Linked DNA regions of Homo sapiens: all the other regions are linked to region 1. A link is a loop called in an ENCODE intact Hi-C map of the cell type or tissue named here. Cell type or tissue: gastrocnemius medialis. All regions are shown on one strand. Region 1 has its middle 31 kb from the start of LINC00222. Region 2 has its middle 19 kb from the start of FOXO3. Region 3 has its middle 13 kb from the start of ARMC2. Region 4 overlaps SESN1 (sestrin 1). Region 5 has its middle 53 kb from the start of LINC00222. Region 6 overlaps ARMC2 (armadillo repeat containing 2).

What was found. A loop is a pair of places that touch in the nucleus more often than their neighbours do. Peaks named below come from ENCODE experiments on the same cell type or tissue, not always from the same donor. Only the 100,000 strongest peaks of a DNase experiment are listed, where the experiment ranks them.
Region 2: it touches region 1 in a loop (7-fold over the local background); 93 of 110 quality-filtered maps call a loop at or near these places.
Region 3: a loop joins it to region 1, with 2.0 times the contacts of the local background. A loop is called at or near these places in 48 of 110 quality-filtered maps.
Region 4: a loop joins it to region 1, with 2.3 times the contacts of the local background. A loop is called at or near these places in 35 of 110 quality-filtered maps.
Region 5: it touches region 1 in a loop (2.2-fold over the local background); 7 of 110 quality-filtered maps call a loop at or near these places.
Region 6: a loop joins it to region 1, with 4 times the contacts of the local background. A loop is called at or near these places in 36 of 110 quality-filtered maps.

Annotation. Positions count from the first base shown.
Region 1 is chr6:108,780,864-108,784,863 of GRCh38, forward strand. No RefSeq gene overlaps it. Among named protein-coding and RNA genes, the nearest start is that of LINC00222, 31 kb to the left of the region's middle. RefSeq lists an enhancer at 1,503-1,552. In gastrocnemius medialis, a CTCF peak has its summit at 1,623 (motif pointing left); a DNase peak (open chromatin) is centred at 1,658; H3K4me3 peaks cover 1,005 bases; H3K27ac peaks cover 1,132 bases.
Region 2 is chr6:108,540,357-108,544,356 of GRCh38, forward strand. No RefSeq gene overlaps it. Among named protein-coding and RNA genes, the nearest start is that of FOXO3, 19 kb to the right of the region's middle. In gastrocnemius medialis, a CTCF peak has its summit at 1,839 (motif pointing right); a DNase peak (open chromatin) is centred at 1,875; H3K27ac peaks cover 2,707 bases.
Region 3 is chr6:108,833,616-108,837,615 of GRCh38, forward strand. No RefSeq gene overlaps it. Among named protein-coding and RNA genes, the nearest start is that of ARMC2, 13 kb to the right of the region's middle. In gastrocnemius medialis, a CTCF peak has its summit at 1,816 (motif pointing left); a DNase peak (open chromatin) is centred at 1,786; H3K27ac peaks cover 1,297 bases.
Region 4 is chr6:109,071,271-109,075,270 of GRCh38, forward strand. All of the region lies in intron 1 of SESN1 (sestrin 1), which reads right to left. Among named protein-coding and RNA genes, the nearest start is that of SESN1, 22 kb to the right of the region's middle. In gastrocnemius medialis, a CTCF peak has its summit at 2,300 (motif pointing left); a DNase peak (open chromatin) is centred at 2,262; H3K27ac peaks cover 4,000 bases.
Region 5 is chr6:108,697,071-108,701,070 of GRCh38, forward strand. No RefSeq gene overlaps it. Among named protein-coding and RNA genes, the nearest start is that of LINC00222, 53 kb to the right of the region's middle. RefSeq lists enhancers at 1,505-2,704, 1,932-2,738. In gastrocnemius medialis, no CTCF peak of the experiment used is centred here; a DNase peak (open chromatin) is centred at 2,435; H3K27ac peaks cover 2,129 bases.
Region 6 is chr6:108,895,886-108,899,885 of GRCh38, forward strand. ARMC2 (armadillo repeat containing 2) reads left to right here. Exons shown (of 18, transcript NM_032131.6): 7 at 3,809-3,907. Among named protein-coding and RNA genes, the nearest start is that of ARMC2-AS1, 26 kb to the right of the region's middle. RefSeq lists an enhancer at 1,101-2,300. In gastrocnemius medialis, no CTCF peak of the experiment used is centred here; a DNase peak (open chromatin) is centred at 1,696; H3K27ac peaks cover 2,712 bases.

The sequences.
Region 1 (4,000 bases):
AGGTCAGCCTACCAAGGAGAGATCAGCTTTAGTTCCTCAGAGACATGCCCAGTGATTCCAGGTGTGTGCAGGAGAGTGGCCAAACAGCTAAGGCAATAAGTCTGTTCTGAAGAAGACTTCTGTGTGTCAGGGGCCCACCTGCCGTGGCCAGGGAGGCTCTGCTCGTGCTTGAACCAGGCTTCTGCCAGGCGCCCTCCACCCACTCCATGCCTGCCCTCTCCACCCACCCCCTCCTCTACCCCCTCCCCTTCACCACCTCCCACACCCTCTTCACCCCTGCCCCTAAACCCCCACCTACCCCGGGGTCTAGTCCTTTGGGGGGAACATGAACTTGGCCTTCTTTAGAGCAGGCTGACCAATGGCTACCTCCATTCAGAAATGCTTGCTGTAACTCAGGACATCCTGTGTTGGCTGTGTCCCAAAGTCCAGGTGAAAATCTCCCGGGCCTCTGCACATCTTAGGAAGGAAGAGGGACCAAGCATCTAATGAGGTCTCTGATCTGGAGAGGAGAAGCACCTTGAGCCAGGGAAAGCCTCTTCCAGCACAGACAAGGCAGCCCTTTCTTTAGTGGGTGTCCTTTTCAGAACCAGGTGTTGCTAAGATTTAAAAGGTATTCTGTTTGCTAATTCAACTGAAATACACACAATCCGCCCCCAGTGCTGGGTTCAACATCTTTTTGCCAAGGCGGTTTTTACAAATGCTGATGAACCACTCCATGTGGCTTCCTAGGCAAGCACATTCCTCAAGCATTTTGACACCGGCTAATGATTTAAAGTCCCTTTGGCTCCATAAACAGTGGAGGCCGGCCCAAAGTGTTGGCTGATTAGAAACCCACTGGGCAGGCTCGCCCAAAAGGGCCTGGGGCTGGGTGAGCGCTCTACCTGGCTTCCCTCCTTGGGTGAGGAGGAGTGGGGTGGAAGGAAGGTGAGAAGGTGGTGCCCCTTTTCTGGATCTCTTGGTTTCCCTTTGACTCTCCATCTAGTATTCTCTGCATACACACACACTCGCACACACACACGCGCACACACATGCACACTCATATGCACACGCACACTCGTCTCTGCCTATGACTGTTCGATATCTTGTTGAATAGGCTCTGTGAAGGGCTGGGGGAGGGGCACATGTTGGAGAGAATGCCTACTTTTACTTCACTCGCAAAGATTCATCCCAAATTCTGTGGGGGTGTGTTGGCAAGGAGGGGAGGCAAGACTAAACAGAGGGGATAAAAACTTGCATCCGCATGATTGCTTTTTAAAAATATGACAACTTGTGAAAGCTTTATTTTCTGTTTATAGTGAAAGGCATTTCTTCTTGCCATTTACAGAGCAATTCTGCAAGAGAGCTTCAGCAAAATTCCAAAACAATCGCATCGAGAGTCGGCACAACGCAGGTCTCCCGACTTTGACTGGTTCCAGACGAAGTTTCTTTTGTCGTTTGCTAGCCTCCAGGGATGCAATCTCTACACTCTCTGTGGGATGGAGGGGGAAGGTGAGTGGAGGGAACATTAAATATTAGGAAACCCGAAGAAAAAGCAAAAGCAACTGCTTTCTCAGGCTGCCCTTCGGAGGTTCGTAGTCCGGGAACGATGAAGGGAGACTGCCACCTATGGGCCAGGTTCCAGGGACGCCCGCACGTGGCGTTCTGCGGGACAGACGCAGTCTTAAGGTAGAAGGGAAGGCGTCTTCATGGGACAGTGAGTCACCGCACACTCTGCTTGCAGGCAGAAGCACTCTTAACTCATTCAGGACAGATGAGCATTTTCCCAATTTAAAGGACACTTTTTTTTTTTTTTAAACAAGAGTGTGATCTTGTAAGCCAAGTTTTGTAATACAAACAAAATAATGGAACTGACACCCCAGGACCCACCATTTAAATTAAACAGATGTTCAGTTCAGTTTGGCTGCTAGGTTCCACAGTGGGATCCACTCCAGCACTATACCTGAAATTGTGTGGCTGCTTAACAAAAATGAATCAGCATAATGAATCAGAGATAAACATCCTCTTGCCGTGCCGTCCCAGTAGAAAAGCAACAGGATAAATAACAATTGGGCAAATATCAAACCCATTCCAGCAGATGCCTGTGGGTGGGGGCAAGGGAAATGAAAGTGGAATCAGACACAAAGGGGAATATAAAAGGAAGCACAGTTGTAAAACTAGAGAGGGACCTCACATACAGTCACGGTAATGGGATAAGAACTGAGGAGTATAATTCAATCACCTCTGCTCCCAACGTGAAAAAGAAAAGTTATATGCTTTGAGCTTGGCAAGTGGGAGACGGCTACTGTGTTATAATGGTTCCAATGGTATCATACAGTTGTCCTTTGATATTTGAGATCTATGTGTTCGTGAATAGCAAATCCTATTATTCCCATTGTCTTCCATTATAAAATCAGATCTGCCACACAACACCTATACGATACTGGATTTAGAGTAACCAAGCAGTCCCGACTCCTGTTGCAGAGAAGGGAGTGGTGTAGGTATTTGTGTGTGCATTTTTTTGTCTGAGTGTGTGTACATGTGCATGTATATGAAAGCATGTGTGTATGTATGAGTGTTTAAAAAAGGAGCTCAGGAAGGATTATGGTTCTGTCACTCCAAACCAAAGGAGATTTAAGGTCCTCTGCCCAGCATTGTAGCACCTAGAGAAAAGCTAACCCTGTCCAGGGAGGCATCTCCCCTGAATAGGCACATGTACTGAATAGGCACACTGCCTTCCAGACCCATCAGAAAGGCAGAGTTGGGCTGTAGAGTCTTCAACAGAAATCAGCAAGTAAAACTTGGGATGCTAGAATGGTACTGTACTTTCAGCAAGTGGCAAAGGAAACACAGGAAAGAATCCAACAGAAGCAGGATGGGGATTTTCTGGGCAGACTAGTAGGCTGGGTGAGGGAGAATAACCCAGTGTTGCACTCTATGTATAATCCACATTTTGTTTGCCCATTTTGCTCCTGAAGGACCTGTAGGAGACAGGAGCTAGGCCAGAACTGTTCTCTTAGCCCCACCAACTAAGGGTTAGTAGCATCAGTTCCTAAGTGAAGAAGAACTGGCAACCGATACCAGAATCCATCGAATGTCCTTTAGGGTTCTTTATACATAAAAACATAAATAGTGCCAAATTCTCATTAGTAGCTCAGTTGCTCTTTAAAAAAACACTCCTTTTATCTTTTATGAAGTGTAAGTTCAAGAGTCTTTCTAGATGTTGTAATATTCGGACACCTGGTTTAGGAGGCCTCTCTCTCCCCCCTTCATATATGTGAACCATAACCAGGAAGATCTGAGTATCTTTAACGTATATTAGTAAATTATATATACTATCGTTTCATGTACTTTACATTTTATGTAAATTATATTGTATAAATATTTATGTTGCATCTTTCTAGTTTATCATTACACATTTTAGATGTATCCATGTAGGTGATAAGGATCTAGTTCACTCATTTTAATGGCTGTGCAGCATTGCATTGCATGAATAATCCACATTTGATTTGCCCATTTTGCTCCTGAAGGTCAGGTAGCTTGTTTCCACTTTTAAGCTATTACCCAGAGTGCTGAAAGAATGTGCTTTTGTTCATATCTCCTTGGACCCACGTGTCTCTTGGGAACTTCTAGACATATAGTGGCAGAATTTTTGGTCATAGGTTATGCATTAACTTTACCAGGTGTTGCCAAATCGCTCTCTACAGTGGGTCTGTCATTTTTACATGCCCACTAGCAGTGGATGTAAGTATCCATTTCTCCATTCTCATCAACTTTTGGTATTGTCAGAGTTTTTTCAAGAAATTCCCACTCTAATAGGCATGAAATAGTATCTATTTGTTTTAATTTGCATCTCCTTGACTACTAATAAAGGCGAGCACATTTTCATGCGTCTATAGACCATTAAATGTCCTCTTTTGCCGATTGCTTGTTAACATCCTTAAGCTTTTTTGATGTTCGGTTGTTGCTCTTTTTCTTGCTTATTTGTAGGAACTAGTTGTACATTTTGGATAGTAATCTTTGG
Region 2 (4,000 bases), 240 kb before region 1:
ACAAAACATGTACATGATTCGTATGCTGAAAACTATAAAATACTAATCATAAAAGATCTAAATGAATGGAAAGACATACTTATATTTATAGATTAGAAGACTTGGCTGGGCATCTGTAATCCTGTAATCTCAGTACTATGGGGAGCTGAGGCAGGAGGATCACTTGAGCCCAGGAGTTCAAGACCAGCCTGCACAACATACAGAGACCTCCATTTCTACAAAAAAAAATATATTTTTTAAATTAGCTGGGCATGGTGGCATGTGCCTGTATTCCCAGCTGCTCTGGAGGCTGAGGTAGGAGGATTCCTCGAGCCTGGGAGGTCAAGGCTGCAGTGAGCTGTTATTGTGCCACTGCACTCCAGCCTGGGCAACAGAACAAGTCCTTGCCTCAAAAAATAAAATAAAATAATTTAAAAAATAGAATAGAAGACTCAATATAGCAGAGATGACAATTCCAAAATTGATATATAAAATTAATGCAATTCCTATCAAAATCCCAGCAAGATTGTTTATATATCTGGACAAGATTATTATAAAATTTACATAGTTGGGAGGCCAAGGTGGGAGGATCATTTGAAGCCAGGAGTTTGAGACTAGCTTGGACAACTTAGTAAGACCCCCATCTCTACAAAATTTTTTTTTAAAATTAGTCTACCATATTGGCACATGCCTGCAGTCCCAGCTCCTCGGGAGGCTGAGGGAGGAGGATCACTTGAGCCTGGGTGTTTGAGGCTGCGCTGAGCTATAATCATGAAGCTGTACTTCAGCCTGAGTAACAGAGCAAGATGCCATCTTAAAAGAAAAATAAAAATTATATAGAAAAGCAAACAAAAAGCTAAAAAAGGTAAAACTATTGAAAAATAAAAATAAAGTGAGAGTAATCACTCTACCCAATTTTAAGACTTATAACTATAGTAATCAAGACTGTGTGGTTTTGGTGAAGGGATGGTCACAGAGATTAATGGAGCAGAATAGAGAACTGGAAAATAGACCTACACAGATATGTCCAACTGATTTTTAGAAAGTTGTAAAAGCAGTTCAATAGGAGAAGGATAGGCTTTTCAACAAGTGGTGCTGGGACAACTGGATAAACATAGCTATCAACAAAAAGTAAACAAATCTCTACCTGGAACTCATATCTCATACAGAATTTAACTTAAAAATCAATCACATACTTAAATGTAAAGTGTAATTGTTGAGGAAAAAATAGAAGAATATATTCAGGATCTATGACTAGGCAAAGAGTTCTTAGACTTGACATTTAAAACACAACCCATACAAGGAAAAACTGATTAATTGGACTTTATCAAAATGAAAAAGTGCCCTGTGAAAGACTGCTGTGTGTTGAAACAGTACCTTGCTTTTCACGATAATAAAATACCGTCTAAAATGAATGTTGATAAACTACTCTAGAGCAGTGGATCTTTTAAGTGCCCACTTTGCAGACCAACCCTTAGCGCAGTGTCCAACAGCCAGTATAGGCACTCCACAAAATGTCAATGCAACTGAATGGCTTGTCTCCACCACACGCTGACGGTTCTCTGTAGCTGAATGGAGGGTGAGGGGACCTAAGGAAGAACATACAATGAAAGCCACAGGTACATGCCTTTTACATTTTCTCTCCTCCTTTTCCTCCTCTTTCTCCTCCCTCTCCCTCCTTCTCTCTTTTCCCTTTCCTCTCTCCCCTCTCCCTTTATCTTCACCTTTCTCCCTTTCCTCCTTCCCTCATCAAACCTCAGAAGATCACGGAGCATGGGAGTTTGAAGTAAGGAGTACAGGAAATGAAGATTGAAATTTGCATGTATGCTCAGCTCACAGCCACCAGATGGCGGGAGGAGATCAGGAAATTCAGGCAAAGCCCTTCTGCTCCAACTTAAAGAAACCACAACCAGCCAGCACCTGGCCAGCTTGCTTTTCTGGGTAAGTGACTATGTACAGAAATACTTTTTGTTTTCCATAACTCTCTGTAAAGCAATACCAGGTGCTGGCCAAAGCAAGTAGATGCTGTGTAATTTGATAGTGAATGTACCCATAGGAAGGGACAGTGTGTTTCTGCTTCTCCTTCCCTCTGCCTTTTCTTTCTGCATCTGCAAAATAGGGGTTCTGGTTGTGACCTGCCTCACTGTGATAAGTCCGCTGAGAGATAAAATGAGCAAAGTGCCCTGTGTGCCACAGATGACAGATGTTTTTCTAGGAAGAATGGCATCAGTGCACCATGTGTGTCTGACCACCACCACCCACAAGGAACACATGAAGTGCCCTGGTACTGTGGTAGCTGTGAACCTTGGGGTGATCTCTAAACATGCTTCCAATCCTGATGTCATTCTTTAGCTAAGTAAGACAATGACACCCACTGAGTTACACTCACCAGAAAAAGTTGCCCCATGACAGGTACCAGAGTCAACGGAGAAAGATATTTTCTTGGTAAGAATGGTTCTGGGAGGGACAGATTTGGAGCCAGGAGCTGTAGGTGAGATTTCAGCCTTGCTCTAACCAAGTCTGACCCTCCAGCCTCGCTCTCCCACCTGCAAATGAGAGTGATGCCTGTCCCTTAGCAGAGATGATGTGGAAGCACTCATTCTGACCTGAATAGACTTGGTATATATACCATGTGTGGAAGTTAGAGATGTTTCCTCCTCATTCTTCGTGTTGAATTTCACCCTTTTCTGAGGATATCTGAGTCTCTGCACTAAGGAGAGGTGGAGTCCACAGGCTGAGAGGTGCCTCACCATACTAGAAGCATGCCGAGTAGGCACTGTCTCAGGCCAGCTGGTTGACCAGTTTTGGCTTCTTTCTCCTTCTAGTGGGTAACTTCATCCTGTTTTACAAATATCATGGTTATTTCTTGGCATATTAAGCCGTGAGATGAGCCATGTAACTGGAGTCAATGTATGTTTTCATTTTAATCAGAAAATTCTTGAGACTTCACCAAAGGTCTTTCTGTTCCCATACTGTCCCTCCAAATATCTTACACATGGCAGATAGGAGGTAAGATTAAAAACAAACGGTAGGAGATGCTACAGTTACTATGATGAAAGCCCTTGGAGCAGGCGGCAGAGTGCTCAGGCCTCGAATGGGAGTCAAGGGATCTGGTTCTCCAGGTGCAGTCAGGGACAGCCTCAGACTGGCCCTTGGGAAAACCAGAAAACCAGAAAACCTGACCTGAAAACACGCCCTTCTTCAACAGCAATGTTTTCTGGAATGAGCACTTGGAGAAAGTTTGGTGGTTCAAAGGAAAGGAACCTAAGGAACAGAATGAAAGTGAAGGCATGTCATTGGTCAAAACAACTTTGCAACAAGGGAGGCACTGGCGGAGGCACCTTCTAGAAGTACACTGGAAGCCTGAAGAAGGCTACAGTCCAATGCACAGCCCAGCTGCTGGCTTGCAGCACAACTTGCTGCCTCCCGCCATGTGGCTGAATGCACACAGGGGTGCCCTGACACTGGCCATTTTGCAAAGATCCAGGGGACAATGGCAGCTGGTAGCAGCAGGAGTGGGGAGCCCACAGCAAAGGGATTAATGATGATCCACAGGGACCCCTGTGGAGAGATGTCAAACAGCATCTGCAGATGATTCTAGCAAGTACAGCAGTAGCCAGGGGTATTAGCAGTATTAGGATAACATGTGGCTCAGGTTGCAAAGTGGACCAATCCACCCTGGTTAACTGTAGGGTTCACTCAGGCAAAACAATGGTGCAAATACCACTGAGGCCTCCATTGACAAGACCCAGTTTCACCTCCCAAGATTGTTGTGAAACTTCATCCCTTCAGGAGAAAGATGCTCCAACCTTGGGTCTCATCCCTGAGGTGAATCCCTTTTCAGCAACTATTCAATTTTTTTAAGCTATGCAAGATTAGAATAGGGTGATGGTGGTGGTTATAAAACTCAGAATAAATATTAAGCTTTATTATATAGCTCATCTCTTTTTTAAAAGGGATATTTTTCTCCAATGTGAATCTTTCCTGTGACAACAGTTATAGGTCAAGGAAGGCAGAACTA
Region 3 (4,000 bases), 53 kb after region 1:
AGGCGGGTGGATCACGAGGTCAGGAGATCGAGACCATCCTGGCTAACACGGTGAAACCGTCTCTACTAAAAATACAAAAAATTAGCCGGGCGTGGTGGTGGGCGCCTGTAGTCCCAGCTACTCGGGAGGCTGAGGCAGGAGAATGGCGTGAACCCGGGAGGCGGAACTTGCAGTGAGCCGAGATCGCGCCACTGCACTCCAGCCTGGGCGACTGAGCGAGACTCTGTCTCAAAAAATAAAATAATTAAAAAAAATGATATATTGGGTAGAACGTACACTACTCAGGTGACGTGATGGGTGCGCCAAAATCTCAGACTTCACCACTATACAATTCATCCATGTAACCAAAAACCACTTGTACTCTAAAAACTACTGAAATAAAAAAAAATTTTAAAACATGAAATGCTATGTATGCTTAACTTTGTATCCTCTTACATATAACCAAAAGGTAATGTACCTACCCTGCAATTAATTTAACATTTTTATCAAACAAAAAATATTATGGCAACTATGAATGATACTTTAAATAACAGAAGGAAAAACTGCACTTAAAATTCTGCTTCTCCCCCTGCCTCAACAGAACTATTTGTGCCTCTGAACATTGTGTCATTTGTATATCTCAATGCCTCTACTTTACCCTTATATGCATTAAATGGTTACAGTATATTTTACCTAACCACTACCACCCTCACTAGATGGTTAAGAGGCTTCTGGCTTGCAAATGCTCTTATATTAATTTTGTATTAAACAGGTGTAAAAGATTATTCTTCTTTTGGATAATGCAAATCACTAAATCATATAAATATTTCTAATGGCTTTGCATTGCTATTGGCAATGTAGGTGTGGACGAGTTCCACTACACCATCACCAGCAATGGGTATTTTCTAATATTTAATAGAAGCAAAATGGAAACTTACGCTGTTTTATTCTGTAGATTTTAATGTTATTGATGGTTTCTTGTGATTGTAAAGATGCCCTCATTCAGCATTGTCATAGAATCTTCAAAGACACTGAGTGAGCACCAGGCTCATGGGTTGTAACTGTGATAAAGATGTGAACATTATCAAGAACGTTTCAGAAAGTGCCATGTGGTTTCTTCAGGAGCTGGTTTTAGGCAGAATTAATCCTTTTAGAGGGTTATTATATTGGATTGTCCTAGTTATGTCAAAAGATGGCCTGGGGGAGGGGATTTCTTCATTTGTCTGAGCATTGCTGAACATTTACTTTCAAATTTTCTGCTTAGTGCATAATGAAGAATGTTCACCAAATTTGTGGCAGTAAATGTAAACTGTATTCTTGACATTTGAAAAATCTGACATAGATTAATATTACAGAACTATAGCAGTTCTCTGTGACATCCCTTCCCAAAAATAGAATTGCTATTTTTTAGATAAATTATTCCTCCTTTTCCCTATTATTTTATCTGCCACAAATATAAGCAGTGACTTTAAAACAAATAGCGATTGAAAGAAATTTACATTTTGGCAAACATAACTTAATTTTGAATGCTAGGATAGGCTTTCTCACAGAAAGCCAGGGTCCTGAAAAACAGAATGTTCTTTTCTGAACTGCATTTTGAAAAGGGAAATTAATCGTAATTTTTGCTTTTCCAGGCCGTGCCATCCCCGGGGAGGACAAGAAAAAAGTAACAAAAATAATTTTTGGCTTCAAGCACCCAACAATGGAAATGCTGAAACCCATGTCCTTTAAGTCCTTTTCTTCTCCTAGCAGAGGGCCCTCTGCCTACATGGGGCACCGTGGTGGCCATTTAATGTACTCCTGCTTGGTACCCACCTCTGCTCTGCCCCCTGGTGGCCACAGACACCATTGCTGCTGCCTCAGCACAGTTTGACCTTGTTGCTGCCAAGAGCCACCTCTCCTCTCATCACTGTCCCCACTCTCCTGCCATGCCTCAGGTGGCTGCTGGCAGAAGAGCAGTGGGCTTTGTTTCTTCAGAACATCACAGCAACCACTGTCTTATCAGCTCACACCCTCAGGATCTTACTGCCCCTTTTCCCAAAAATCTCCACTCCGGCAACCCTGGCCCTGCATCATTGAAGGACATTTAAGTGATATAACATATTGTTGCCTCAAAAAAGTTTTTTCCCTCTTCAACAGCTGGGACAACTGGATAACCACATGCAAGAGAATGATGTTTGGCCACTAACCACACCATACATACAAATTAACTCAAAATGAATCAAAGACTTAAATGTAAGAGCTAAAACTTAGAACAAACAGGAGAAAATCTTCACAACCATGGATTTGGCAATGGATTCTTAGATAAGATGCCAAAAGCACAAGCAACACATGGAAAAAAAGAGATACATTAGACTTCATCAAAATTAAAAACTCTTTTGTGCATCTAAGGACACTATCAAGAAAATAAAAAGAAAAACTACAGAATGGGAGAAAACATTTACAAACCATATACGAAAGGATCTAATATCCAGAATATTTAAGAAGTCTATGACTCCCCAACAAAAAGACAACCCAATTTAAAAATGGCCAAAGGACTCGAATTGATATTTTTCCAAGAAGATACGCAAATGACCAACACACACTTGAAAAGATGCCCAGAGCTGGACATGGTGGTATGTTCCTGTGGTCCCAGTTACTCAGGAGCTGAGGCAGGAGGATCACTTGAGCCTAGGAGTTCAAGCCTGGAGTAAACTATGATCTCACCACTACATTCCAGCCTGAGCAACACACGGAGACCTGGTCTCAAAAAAAAAAAAAAAAAAAAAAAGATACTCAATATTAATAGTCACTAGTGAAATGCAAACTGAAACCACCTTGAAATACTTAACACTCACTAGAAGGACTAGGACTATAATTAAAAACACAGACAATAGCAAGTATTAGCTAGAATGGGTAGAAATTGGAATCTTCATACACTGCTGATGGGAATGTAAAATGGTGCAGCAACTGTGGAAGACAGTTTGATGGTTCCTCAGAATTTTAAACAGAATTACTATATGACCCAGTAACTCTTGGATGGAATAAAAACTTTGTCTACACAAAAACCTGTACACAAATAGCAGCACTATTCATAATAGCTAAAAGGTGAAACAATCTGAATGCTCCATCAGCTGATGAATGGATAAACAAAATGTGGTATATCTGTGGAAAAGAGCATTACTCAGCCCTAAAAAGACAAAGGGAGTACTGATACATGCTGTAACATGGATAAGCCTTGAAAACATTATACCTAATAAAAGAAGCCAGACCCGAAAGGCCATGTATTATATGATTCCATTTATACAGAATGTTCAGAATAGGTAAATCCAGGCAGACAGAAAGCAGGTTAATGCTTGCCAGGGGCTGAGGGGAAGGAGAAATTGGAAATGGCTGCTTAATGAGTCCTTTAGGGGTGATGAAAGTGTTTCGGAACTAAATAGGGATAGTGGTTTTACAGCATTGTGAATGTACAAAATGCCACAGAACTGTGTACTTTAAAATGGTTAATTTTATGTTATGTTAATTCCATCTTAATAAAGAGATGAAAAGTTTACAATTTGTTAAAAGGTCTCCTCCAACACTGATGCGTATTCCCCAGAACAGAAACCTTCTGTGTCAGGTCTCCCGAGGCCGGAACATCAGTCCTGGGGCCGTCTATCATTTTCTTTCAGAAATCTCACTGGGGCCTCACGTAAATGGAACTGGGAAGGGGCAGGAAAAAAATGTCCCTTGGGCCACCGAGGTCTTACTATATAATGAAATAAATGATTCCCAAATATGCCAAAACTGGAGAGCTTATGTAACCAAGAAAACCCGTAAGGATGAATGAGCAGAACAGCAAGTCAGTGGTTTGGGGTTGGTTACATTTGTGGTTAAGGAAGGGCAGGGAGAGGGGAGGAGAGGACTGGGGGAGGGGAGAAAGAAAGAAGAAACAGAGAAACAGAAAAAGGAGACAGGAAGGCAGACAGGAAGGCAGGAAGGAACAAGGAAAAGAGAGAGAAAAGGAGGAGCCAAAAGAAGAGAACTCAAGATCCCTTTT
Region 4 (4,000 bases), 290 kb after region 1:
AATAAATCAAGATAAGGATCTAGAGGGTAAGAAGAGGTGCTATTTTAGATAACTAAGGCATATACAAAGATAGTTTTTGTTTCTTTTTTTTTTTTTTTACCATACTAAGTTCTAAGACAGGCACAATGCTAAGTACCTTAAAGAGATGAAGGTCCTTTTATCTTCATTTTGCTGATGATAAACTGAAGCTCAGAGATGGTAAGTAACTTCCTCGAGGTTAGACAGGCAGAATCGGGATATGGACCCCGGCAGTCTAGGATCAATTTCTGTGTTAATATGTATTTCCTGTTCATGTTACATGAGGGCTGCAACTCTGCTGTGCTCAGCTGAGCTCCCTGTGTTTTCATATTCTGGAAGCCAGACTTAAACTTTTAACCTGTAAACTGCCAGGTGAGGGCCTGCCAGTTTAAGACCAGCATCATAAGAAACTCAAGTACAAATATTCACCAGACACACTGCAAGAATGTGTCTTGTACTCACTCAGCAGACTCAGAGGCACGAGCTAACATTTAGTCAACAAAAATTTCCCTTTGTTGGTTTAAAACTCCCCAGTTTCAATCACTTCAATTTTTCTCTAAAGTTTAAGGAAAATAAGTTTAACATGCAGCAGGTCACTCTCGTTTTAGCAATGGTTCTTAATCTTTTAAGATCACAATCTCTTTGAAAATCTGATAAAACACGGGCTCTCTCCCAAGAAAAATGCAAGTGAGTACACAGTTTTGCATGCAGCTTAAGGGGTTCAGACACCTAAAATAGCAATAATCCTCAATTTGAGAATGCTTACATTGTAGCATCTTCCAAAATAAATCTCTGCTCTGAAAACTTTCTTCTCCCTGGTGAAGGGAGTGATCCTCTTTTACTAATTACTTAATTTAATTAAAACACAGTTAACTCTTAATTATTAGCATTTCAAAAATACAGCTTTATCCTCTAACACAGTTCTGCAGCAAAAAAGAAAAAGGACCTAGCTAGCTGTTAAGAATTAATTATTTCAGCTTCCTGAAAGGCAAGTTTCAATGATAGGTTATCTATGTGTGAATTAGCCATAAATATTTTTATTGTATAGTGGGTGATTTCCCTTCTATAGTCAGTAGTTTACAACAAGTATGTTGTTGAATATAACTCCAGTCCTTGAGAAACACAAGCATAATTTCCCTAAGTCACATATAATTTCCCCAAGTCGCATGTTTTTAGAGAAAGGTAAATTTGTTCCTTCTGCCCTCTAAAAACCATGAAATGCATCTCTAGACTAAGAAATGATTTAGGCTTCTGTATCATTTTTCAGCTTCATAGTATATTGTTGATTTTACTTTTTTTAATAAACAAAACACAGTACTACTAAAATGTAAAATGACACAATGGAGAGAGCAGGCAAGTAAAACAGTAACTTTTGATTCTTGATGCCTCATGTTTAATTATACAATGACTGAACCATAATGTGGTAGAGCTCTTAATACAACATACCCAAATTATTGCATGGCTAATTCAAGGAGTTTAAAGTAAACAGGAATATAAAGATGCTTAAATAAATACTTAAGGCCAGCTGTGTTTGTGACTTGAAAGAGAGCTAAGGCAACACGATAGTTGACTACGGAATCACCAAAAAATACAGACATTTTATCTAGTCAATTTTTTTTTTAATAAAATGGCAAAGATATTTGAATTAAGCAGATTTAGAAAAAATTATAAATAGGTAAATTTTTATTATTTGCATTCAATAGAATAAAAAATAAAGTGTTTTTTTGTTTGTTTTTTTAGTTTCAAGAGGCAGTATAGTATTGAAATTAACAAAATAAACTCTGGAGACCAAATGTCTGAGTTTGAATCCTTGCTCTGCCATCTGCACTAGCTAGGTGAACAGGGGCAAATTAGATAACCTCTTTGTGTCTCAGCCTCCTATTAAATGGGTGAATGCATGTACAGAGTTTAAAGTGGCACCTGCAAAAAAAAATCCAAGCATTTGAATGTAAGCTCTACGAGGGTAGTGATTTTTATCTATTTTTCCCTTTAGTGCATATGAGTACCTAGAACAGTACTAAAGATGGTAGGTGCTCAAAAAATATTTGTGAAATGAATGACTGTTATCGTTGTTATTATATGGTTATTTTCTCAATAGATGGAAACACTAAATCAGTTAAGCTCGGCTATTTAAACTTGGAAACTTTGGTCTCTTTTCCCCAACCCCCCTTTAAAAACATAAGTGTTGTGACATTGCAAACCCGTCTTCTCCTAAGACCCACAGCACCAAAATATGGGCAACAAACTAGATTTTGGTTGAGCAAGAGTGCCATCTAGCGCTCATAAAAGCTAAAAGCTGAGAATTAGGAGTAAATTTTTATTCAGTGTAAACACAAAGGGGAAAAAACCCACAAATGCAAAACTCATTAGGAAAAAATATTCTTCATTAACAGCCAAGGTGTTTGAAAGAAAGTTATTTCTAAATAAAAATCTCAGCTTTAAAAGTTGGTATATACCATATTAGAAGAGACATTTCAGAGAGTACAGTTTACTGAAGTTCTACTTACCTTAAAAGCCACTCTTCTATGAATAGAAAGTGGTGTTTTGACTTATTTTCTTTTTAATGACATGTGTTTGGTCTCATTATAATAGATTAACTCATTATAGAAATCTTGGAAAAATTAAGAAAAGCATAAACCACTGCCAAGAGAGATAACCGCTATTAGTATTGGGACATACAGTCACGTGTCACATAATAACATTTTGGTCAACAATGGACCATATATACTATGGTCATCCCATAAAATTATCATGCAACATTTTTACTGTGCCTTTTCTATGTTTAGATAACACAAATACCATTGTGTTACAATTGCCTATTCATTACAGTAATGTGCTATCGAGGTTTGTAGCCTAAGAGCAATAGCCTAGATATGTAGTAGGCTATACCATCTATGTTTGTGTAAGTACATTCTATGATGTTTGCACAATTATGTAATTGCCTAACAATGCATTTCTCAGAATATATCTGTCATTAAGCAACACATAACTGTATATATGTGTGTATATATGTATATACCTTCTAGATTTAAAATATACATTAAAAATAGTTTAATTTTAATAAAACATTTGGCCAAGATGCTAAAAATGAAATGAGAAAATTATAAATATTGATAATTTGTTTCTCTACTAAAATCAAGAGCTTTCTCTGTCATTGAAAAGCTCTCATCTCAACATTGTATTCAGTGGGTTAAATTTTTAAAATAAATTGCTATAAATTATGTAATCATTTGTGGGTAGCTCTACAATAGCCAAAATACATAAGAATTATGGTTTATAAAGTGAAAAAAGACAAAATTATTTCATCTGTTCCTTATAAATAACACAAAATTGATAGTAAAGTACACCAACTTGACTTTGGGTGATCTGAATAAAATTTGGGTTTGCTTAATATTTAATCTCACTCCTTATTCATTTGACAATGCTCATTAAAGTTTTGGGATTTGCTTTTAATTCTCTTTCCCCTCAAATCATAGACACAGAAGAGATTTGACTCACAGCTCACTAGAGAAGTATCAAATGATGAAAAGAAAGCTGACTGCCATTTCCTACCTTTTGGACAAATGCTGTTTTGCTTTTAGTACCAAGAATGGGAAGTAAAACATTTCCTAAAGTTGCATAGGAATAATGGTTGACAAGAGTCATGGAGGAAAGGAAGAACGAGGAAGATGAAGAAGCTGCTAGAGCCAGGCAGGCCTCTCCCACTGAGGCATGGTGAGCCCCACCTAGTGAGGGGGCAGGCACTGGGGTAGAGCATCTATTGTTCAGGCTGGTGTGAGGCTCCTTTATCTGGAGAATGGTTGCAAAGGTAGGAAGAAGTCGAGACTGGACTCATACTATCACTAGCTGAAGCACACTCTATTCTGACATTAATCAGGTTTCTAAGCATATACCCTAAATCACAGCTCTCTTCATAGTATGCAGGAAGGACTCTTTTCCTAACTCCTAGCTTCAGGAGATAGGTTGTTAGGGTAATGGTTCC
Region 5 (4,000 bases), 84 kb before region 1:
CAGAGTGAGACTCCATCTCAAAAAAAAAAAAGGAAAAGAAAAAGATGTAAAACTTCTGCAGATGGACGATGCAAGGGTAGTGGTCAGCTCTTTAATCTGCACATTTTAGAATCCAGTTTTGCTCAAAGTAAGTAATAAGGTGGGCGAAAAACAGAACAGAGCTGAGTTTAAACCACACATCTGCTTGCCAGCTACACAGCCTCCATGCTCTCATTTATAGGATAGGCGAAGAAATTCCTACCTTCTAGTGTTGTTGCAAACATGAGAGGCTGCAGAAGAGTTCATAATGCAAGTGGGTAAAGCATAAGAGGCACTCTATAAATGGCAGCAATTATTATTAATTTGGTTTATTAAGAGAAACCATAGAATGTACACACCATTAACCATCTGTGGTAGGTGCTCTCTGCCTCTCAGTACTGCTCAGGATTTCTGAGGCCTAATTTTCTCCTGGCAGCACTAAGGGAAACCAAGGAGTTAACAAGGAGGCCTGGAGGCTGGCATGGCTGGGACTGTTAGTTCCTAATGAGGGGCCGGCCCGAGGAGGAGGCCTAGCAGCTGTGAGGAGGGGCGCTGAGGGTGTCTCCCATGGAGGAGACTTGGGCTGGAAACTTTGTTTTTCTTATTTCTGAACTCGGTTTTACACTCCTGAGGGGAGTTCCTAGTGTCTGGACTTGGTCTTTGAGCCCTGGCGCTGGTGGTTCCCTGAGGAAATGCCTCGCGGCTTCTTATGGGGCAATGTTGTTATTGATGTTGGGCCAAGGTGGTTAGAAAATGGGATCCTCCAAATGGGGGCCTTGTGGTTTGGCCACACGGAGATATCTCCACAAGCACAGCCGGGGTGGGGACAGCTGCCCACAGGGTAGGGCTTGAGGGTAACGTGGTGCTTCTCCTCGGCCGCCCCATCCTCTCCTGTCCTTGGCATTATTCTTACATGTCGCCTGTATTCTGGCTTCAGACTCTGCTGAGAGAAACGCGCTGTGTTAGGGCCAGCTGGGCCCTGAGCAGACTCCTGAGAGCCAAAAAGCAGGGAGACCAGGGTGCCAGGGGCACTCTGGAGAGTGAGAGGTGCTCAGAGTGACAGCACCCATGGGGGGTAGAGATGCCAGGCTGAGAAGAGGGAGAGGGAGAGGTAGCTCTACCTGGAGCAGGCCCCAGTAACCTCCACCCCCTCTAGAGGCAGAGGCTTCCGTGACCCCCAGGGTCAGCCCTGTCCCCCTCAGCCCTCGGTGGTCTCCCCTCCAGCACCCCAGGTGGTTGGCTATTTCCACATTGTGCCTACCAGACAGCTGTGGCAGGTGCTTTAAATATGTCTGTGGAGTGGTTGAAGAAATCTGAAGAAAAGAGGGAAGTCTGATGGTATCTCCAAGGTGACTTGGAGGGGCTCTGGGAAAGGATCTGCCCACTCTCCAGCTTCGCCATGATGGGTAGGCTCTCACAGGAGTGTGGCGGGTAACCGCCCTCACTCCTGGCCTTTGAGTTTCATTTCCGGTGAGTTTCTCCTTCCTTTTTATTCCAACTCTTCCTGGAAGCAGTGAGTGCTGGTTTAGTTTTAGGTACACATAACATTTGTCTTCATAGCCCCCACAGATGCAAGAGGCCTCATCCCTGTTCTGTGTCCCCTCTGGGTAGGCTCATGTGTGCAGAAGGCAGCCTGGGAAAGCCCGTTCACGGAGCTCACTTTGCTTGTTCTTTATCGTGGCTTCATGCCTCCCATTTGATGCTGCAGGTAAGAGGGCTCATGACCATATAAAGCAAATTGGGTGCCGGCTGTTACAAAGGGGAGGCTGCAAAGAAACAAAAGCATTTCAGCCAAGTAAATGCCCAGAATGTGCTGGGGAGTGGGGAAGGGAGGGGATAACATAAAGCCCCTGTCCCAAGGATGCAGCTTATGCCCCCTGGTCTAATGTGGGAGGGGGACGGTAATGATAATATAGTGTGAGAAGAGCTAGGACACGGTGAGTGACTGACAAGTGACCCAACGGGCAAAGCCAATGGCCCCCTCCACGTTCCACCCCCTGGGCATGAGCACCCTCTCCCATCTTGCCCCTTGATTTGTTGTGTCCTTGCCTGTTGCCTTGGGCAGGCTGACTTCTCTCCTTCCACACAGGGAGGTGGGCAGGAGGATGCCAGGAGCCCGTGTGACATCCAGCTGGGCCAGTGAGCCATTCGGTGGGTTCGCAGCAGTTTTGATGATCACCTGTCCATTTGTCAATGCTTTTCCTCACCCTCATTGCCTCAGAGGCTGTTAGTGTATGGAACTGTGATGCATATTCTATTATCTTCCCAGGGAATTACCTCAACGTTGGCCAGAGCTTAGCATTCTTAGCCACACGGGGCTCTGGAGGTATTTTTGGCGCAACTCGGAACTCCTGAGTGTCCATGCACTCTAGACTCGGGCTAGGATGCGAAGTAGGGATAAAGCAGATGTGGCGGGTGTGGCATGTCCCATGGACCCAGGCTTGGCCTTGCGTCCCCTTCTCCCTGAAGCCCGTTCCTCCCACTTGCTTCCTGGCTCCTTGGCCTCCCGCTGTCGTCACCCTCTGAATCCTTTCTTCTCCTCCCCACCGAGCAGGCAGAGGGAGGCAACTCTCATCACAGCTCAGGCCAGAGAGAGGAGTCCTAGGCCCTTGCTATTTTCAGAGCTAAAATTAAAGCCCATGGTTTGCTTCCTCAGCACTTAATTAGACTCCAGCGCCTCACAGGGCAGCCTCCTTCCCGCCCACCAGTGAAGGCCTGACCGGTGGGTTTGGAAGCTGACGCCATGTTCCTGGCAGGAGGGCTGGGGCCTGGGGTATTTTTACATATGAGAGGCTGTGGAGAGCAAAATGCTTGGCACTGAGCCAGTTAGACTAAATCAGTTGGGAGAGGGAGGGAGCAGGAAAGCTGTTATATCGTCCTTCCTTCTTTGAACTGCACTATAAATCTGCTAGACAGGAAATGGGATTGGGAGGGTAGAGGAGGGGGCTGTACAGTGAGGCTGGACTGGGGCCTGGGATACCACCACCCTCGCAGCCTGGCTCAGGTGAGGCCCTGCCCTGAAGGTGGGGTGAAGGGGGCCTCACTTGGGGCTGGGGGTGAGGCACACTGGTGGGTGTTCAGAGTTGTCTGGGTCAGCTAGGGTATGGGCTGACTGTATCTGCCCTCGTGTTATTTCTGGGCCCCTTCAGATCCTCCAACTAAAACCACCATCGGTGGAACAGCTTTTAGGACTGGAAGAGACTTCAGAGACCCTGTAATTAGGGTTTTGAGGACAAGAGAGGGAAAATAAATTACCCAAAGCCACATACCTTATGAGAACTGGAAGTGGGGATGGGACTTTTGACCTAGGACACGATGGCTGTGCACTGGCTCTCTCCCCTTCTTATTGCTGTCTCTTGGCTTTCTTGGGGGCACAAACTTTTCATTCCAGAGTAAAGGTAAGATATAAAATGCAGATGTATGTAAGTAAAATGACATACAGTCAATTCACACTAAGAGCTAAATAATTGATATTTAGCACTGTTACTGAGTAGAGATTTTGATGAGCAGAAGGCCCCTGTGCTCCGTGGAGGTGTCCTTCTGACCGTAAGGGTGGTGAGGCATCATTGACTTCATAATCAACCTAAGGCCATCTGGCCTCAGGGTTTCTGGAGGGGGCAGGTGGGGGAAGTTGAGACCTGGGATGTACCTGAAACAGAACCTGCTCCCTCCCAGGGAAGAGTGAAAACAGGACACCTGACTAATGACATCTCATATTTATCAATTTACAGCATTTCTCCAGAAAGGTCTAGATACCAGCCTTAGGGGAACCTCATTATTGTTGGATTAAACTTATGCCTACCCATGCATCTATAAGCCAAGGAACCTCTCCTGTTTTTTATCTCTCCTTTTCCCTCCTATAACACTCCTGAGGCTGCCTCTCAAATGTAGGAACCAATAGGTGAGAACCATGTAAGATCTTCGTATATACTCCTGAACCCTGAATTAAGTTAAGGAATAGCCATAGCCTGTATTTATTTTG
Region 6 (4,000 bases), 120 kb after region 1:
CATTTCTTTAAAATAAGGGAAAGGATAAAAATATGGCAAAATGTTAATATCTGACCAAACTAGTGTGGGGTACACTGATGTCTGTTATATTCTTCATATATTTTTGTACCCATGAGATTTTACAATACTAAATAGTAGATTTTAAAAATTCTTATCTTCAAAATTTAGTTTTTTATCAATAAAATGACTTCTGTGTCATTGGGAATTTCTTTACTCAGGAAAATCTTAGATATACTAATTTCTGAGCCAGCATAGTTGCTAAGGATTTTACATTTACGTGCTAAAAACATCAGCCAATCCAAACATTGTGTCAGGTTTTTGTGTCCAGAACTCAAAGCTGTGGTTAACAACTATAACCACTGAGACAGCAAAATCTTCAAAAACATGCTGAAATTTTTGCTTGACTTACCCAATTTCCTGTTGAATCATAATGTTTATATTTAGCAAACTGTGAACCTAGATGAAAGTGCTTTCTAAAATATTAGATTGTTGCCCAAGATTGAAACAACCTTATTATTATTTGTGTGTTTGTGTGTATCTTAAAAAGCAATTATATGATTCCATGCTTCATTTTCTAGAGTAACTCAGGGATTGTGTATAAAATGGAGGCAGGAGGAGGCCCAGCGTGAATGAAGAGGTGGAAAGGCTGTAGCCAGACACAACTGTGCCCTTTGAAATTCCTGGGAGAGGGTTGGAAGGAAACCCTCATACCAGTGACTGAGTAACTTTGGTTCTGAGAAGAAGCAAATCTCAGAAACATTCAGAAGGGCCCGTAAGGGTTAAATAAATTGTTCTGTGATTTCTGATTCACCCCTATAATTCAGCTCTTTCTGGGGTGAATAAGTTATCCATTTTATTTGTCCTGAAAAACAGGTTGATAGTCATGGTTTCTCATAGAAGTTCTCTATTAAGCAGCATATTGCATAGGAGGTAAAAAATGCAGACTTGAACTTATTGGACTCAAAGTCTGGTTTCTAGTAAATTTAAGTGTGTTATAAATATGTATCAATTAAATAACTCGCCTGACTTATTTTCTGGCTTTCACTTACCTTGATAATGTTGATTTTATTTTATTTTTTATATACTTTGGACTTTGAATAGGTTAGTTATCCACAAATATGAGCAAGTATGTTTTTTGTATTACTTGAATATTCATGTTTACTTTTAGAATCCATATCCATAAATTATCAAAGTTAAGGCAGATTCATAAAAACAATGACCCAAAAGATTGAGATGGTAGTCTACAAACTATCTGTAGTTCCAGAATCCCTGAGCCTGATGGGAAGTCAGTTAGAGTCTTGGTTTTGTGAATATTCATATATTTTGCTACAGGGTGCTGCCGCAGAAGACCCTACAGGGGTGGTACGTAATATGCAATGTGTATACCATATTGACTTTCTAAAATCCATATGTTCCTGCATCCCACACCACATCTGATTCCAAAGGTTTTGGATAAGGGATTGTGAATCTGTACTGATGTGGACTAATTTGTCCTAAAGACAATTCAATTTAGTATCTGATGGTGAAGTCTTGCATTGGGTTAGATAGATTATCTGAAACCTTGCTATTAAGGCTATTTACTGCACTGCAAATGTTTAATAATAGCTTTGTTGACAACCTCTATTTACTTTTGCTGCTTAGGTGATCTTGGATGCCCTGTGTGGCTCAGCTGCTCTTGGCAGTGGGAAGGGTTGATAAAAGGCAAGCCTGGACTTGCTGCAACTGGGAGTGGCCATTTCTAGCATGTAGTATAATGGGAAGGCCTGTGTGTTGGGTGGGATAGGTAGATTGCACAGCGTCCCTGCTTCTCCTGGGTGACATCAGCACCATTTGATGGTTTGAGGATTCATGTCAGAATTCAAATACATCTCTGAATTCAAATGAATTCTTAAATATATGCCATTATGTGTTATCTATGGATTTCTCTGCTATTTTCACAGATAATCATCAAGGGACTTTATTGGATTTCTTGATGCAGAGAATTTTATTTTAATCCATATTAATATTAAAAAATATTAATATGGATATTTACTAAGGTATTACACACATTCAATATGTGTTGTATATATTTTTCTCTTCAAGAATAATAAGAATGCATTAGAGGCATTGGAAAATACAGAAGAGCGCATAAAAGAAATTAATAATCCTAATCCCAATATTTAGAGATAACCATTGTTACCCCATTTTACAGAAGAGAGGTAAAGCAATTTGCCCATAGTCAACGAGCTAGTAGGTGGCAGAGCTAGGATTCAAACCCAGATGGTGACTCCAAACCTGTGCTATTGATAGGCCCCCTGCTCAACTTGTCCTTTGTGCAAAGTAACCTGAAAATACATGGGCCATATACCCGTTTGCTCCTCTGTCTGTCTCTGTCTCTCTGTCTTTCTCTGTCTCTTCTCTCTCTCTCTCTTCCAACCTCTCACCTTCCGATCCTTCCTGATTTCTAACTCTTTGTGTGACATTTTTAGGGTCCAGGCATCTTCTGTGTGGACACTTAATTGGTACCAGGTCCACCCTGCCCCGAGAGGGCATGGACTCCCTGACTTGATGTAGACCAAGTGCCGGATAAAGGACTTAAGGGGTGGTCTTCAGAGAAGAGAGACTGAGGAATACATCTCAGGACTATTCAGTAATGCCTCAGCACAGCAAAGCCACCTCTAGCTACAGTCAGTGTTTTAGATCTTGAGATACTGCCTGTGTGAAATATAATCATAATTTGCAGTTTCTAATATGAGTTACATTTCCCCCCAGTGTTACCCTTTAGTCGGCTAGTTTGCTGCAAGTCAGCATAGCTTTGAGGTCAAATGCAGAGGCTGGGGAGTTATATGACCCCAGGCAGATAACTTAATACACCTGGGCTCCACTTTCTTCACTTGCAAAATGGAGACAGTTTGGGAACCTCCTCATAGTGTTACTGCAAAAATGAAATGGAGGCCTCCTGCATCTAGAGTACACAGTCAATGGTTGCTATTCCCTACAACCCATATTCACAGGCAGCATCTACTCTTGATGGCTTGGTAGTATCACACAGGCATGAGATACTGCAGGGGTGATAACATGTTTGTATACTTGTTTAATCAGGGAAATGAAATTAATTATATACTGTATATTGCTAAAGGCTTGGCACTGAGCTCAGAGCTTTACCTATACCATGTCTTTTAATTCTTATACCCTTGAAGGCAAATATTCTGTTTTGCTGATGAGGAAACAGAGACTCAGGAAGGATAAGAAACTGGACCCCATCACTCACCATGTCCATAGTGGAGTTGGGATTTGAATTGAGATTTGTCAGCCCCGAAGGCCCAGGCTTTTCTGCTACACCACACAAAATCACTTGGCATTAATGCTACTGGCCCCATGTTAGTGTAGACATTTTATTTCTATAGAAAATGTCCATTTTAGGTCTCCCTTTTAGAAAATTTTTCATTACACATTTTTAAAATCCTTATTCTTTATATATCTATAGTTACCTATTCTACATTACAGAGGGATAAGTTTAAGTAAAAATGTACTCAAAACTGTTTGCCTTACTGACAGTCATCAGTATTTACAAAGCTTACTACTTTATGAAGTGACCAGATCACATTTTAAAGTTCTGATTTTTTACATTATCCAGTCTGAGTTTAATTTGGGGTAATTTGATTAGAAGACCTGTAGTTCTAATGAGAAATAGTCAGGCTTGGAGAGCAAAGGGTAATTTAATTCTCTAGTTTATTAATTGTAGTGATGAATAGTAAAGGCTTTTGACCATGCTTCATGACAACTCCTTTTTCATAGCTTTTTCTCCTGCTCTGGATTTCTTTTGCAGTCCCAAAAGCTGACCTGCAAGAAGAGGACGCAGAAATAGAAGTAGACGAAGTCTTTTGGAATACAAGGATTGTACCGATTTTGCGTGAATTAGAAAAGGGTAAAACACAAACAAACAAACAAAAAACCGTTTTTGTTTTTTTTTTAAAAAATACCTGTAGTTATTTATGTGTTCCCCATTGCCCTGATATTT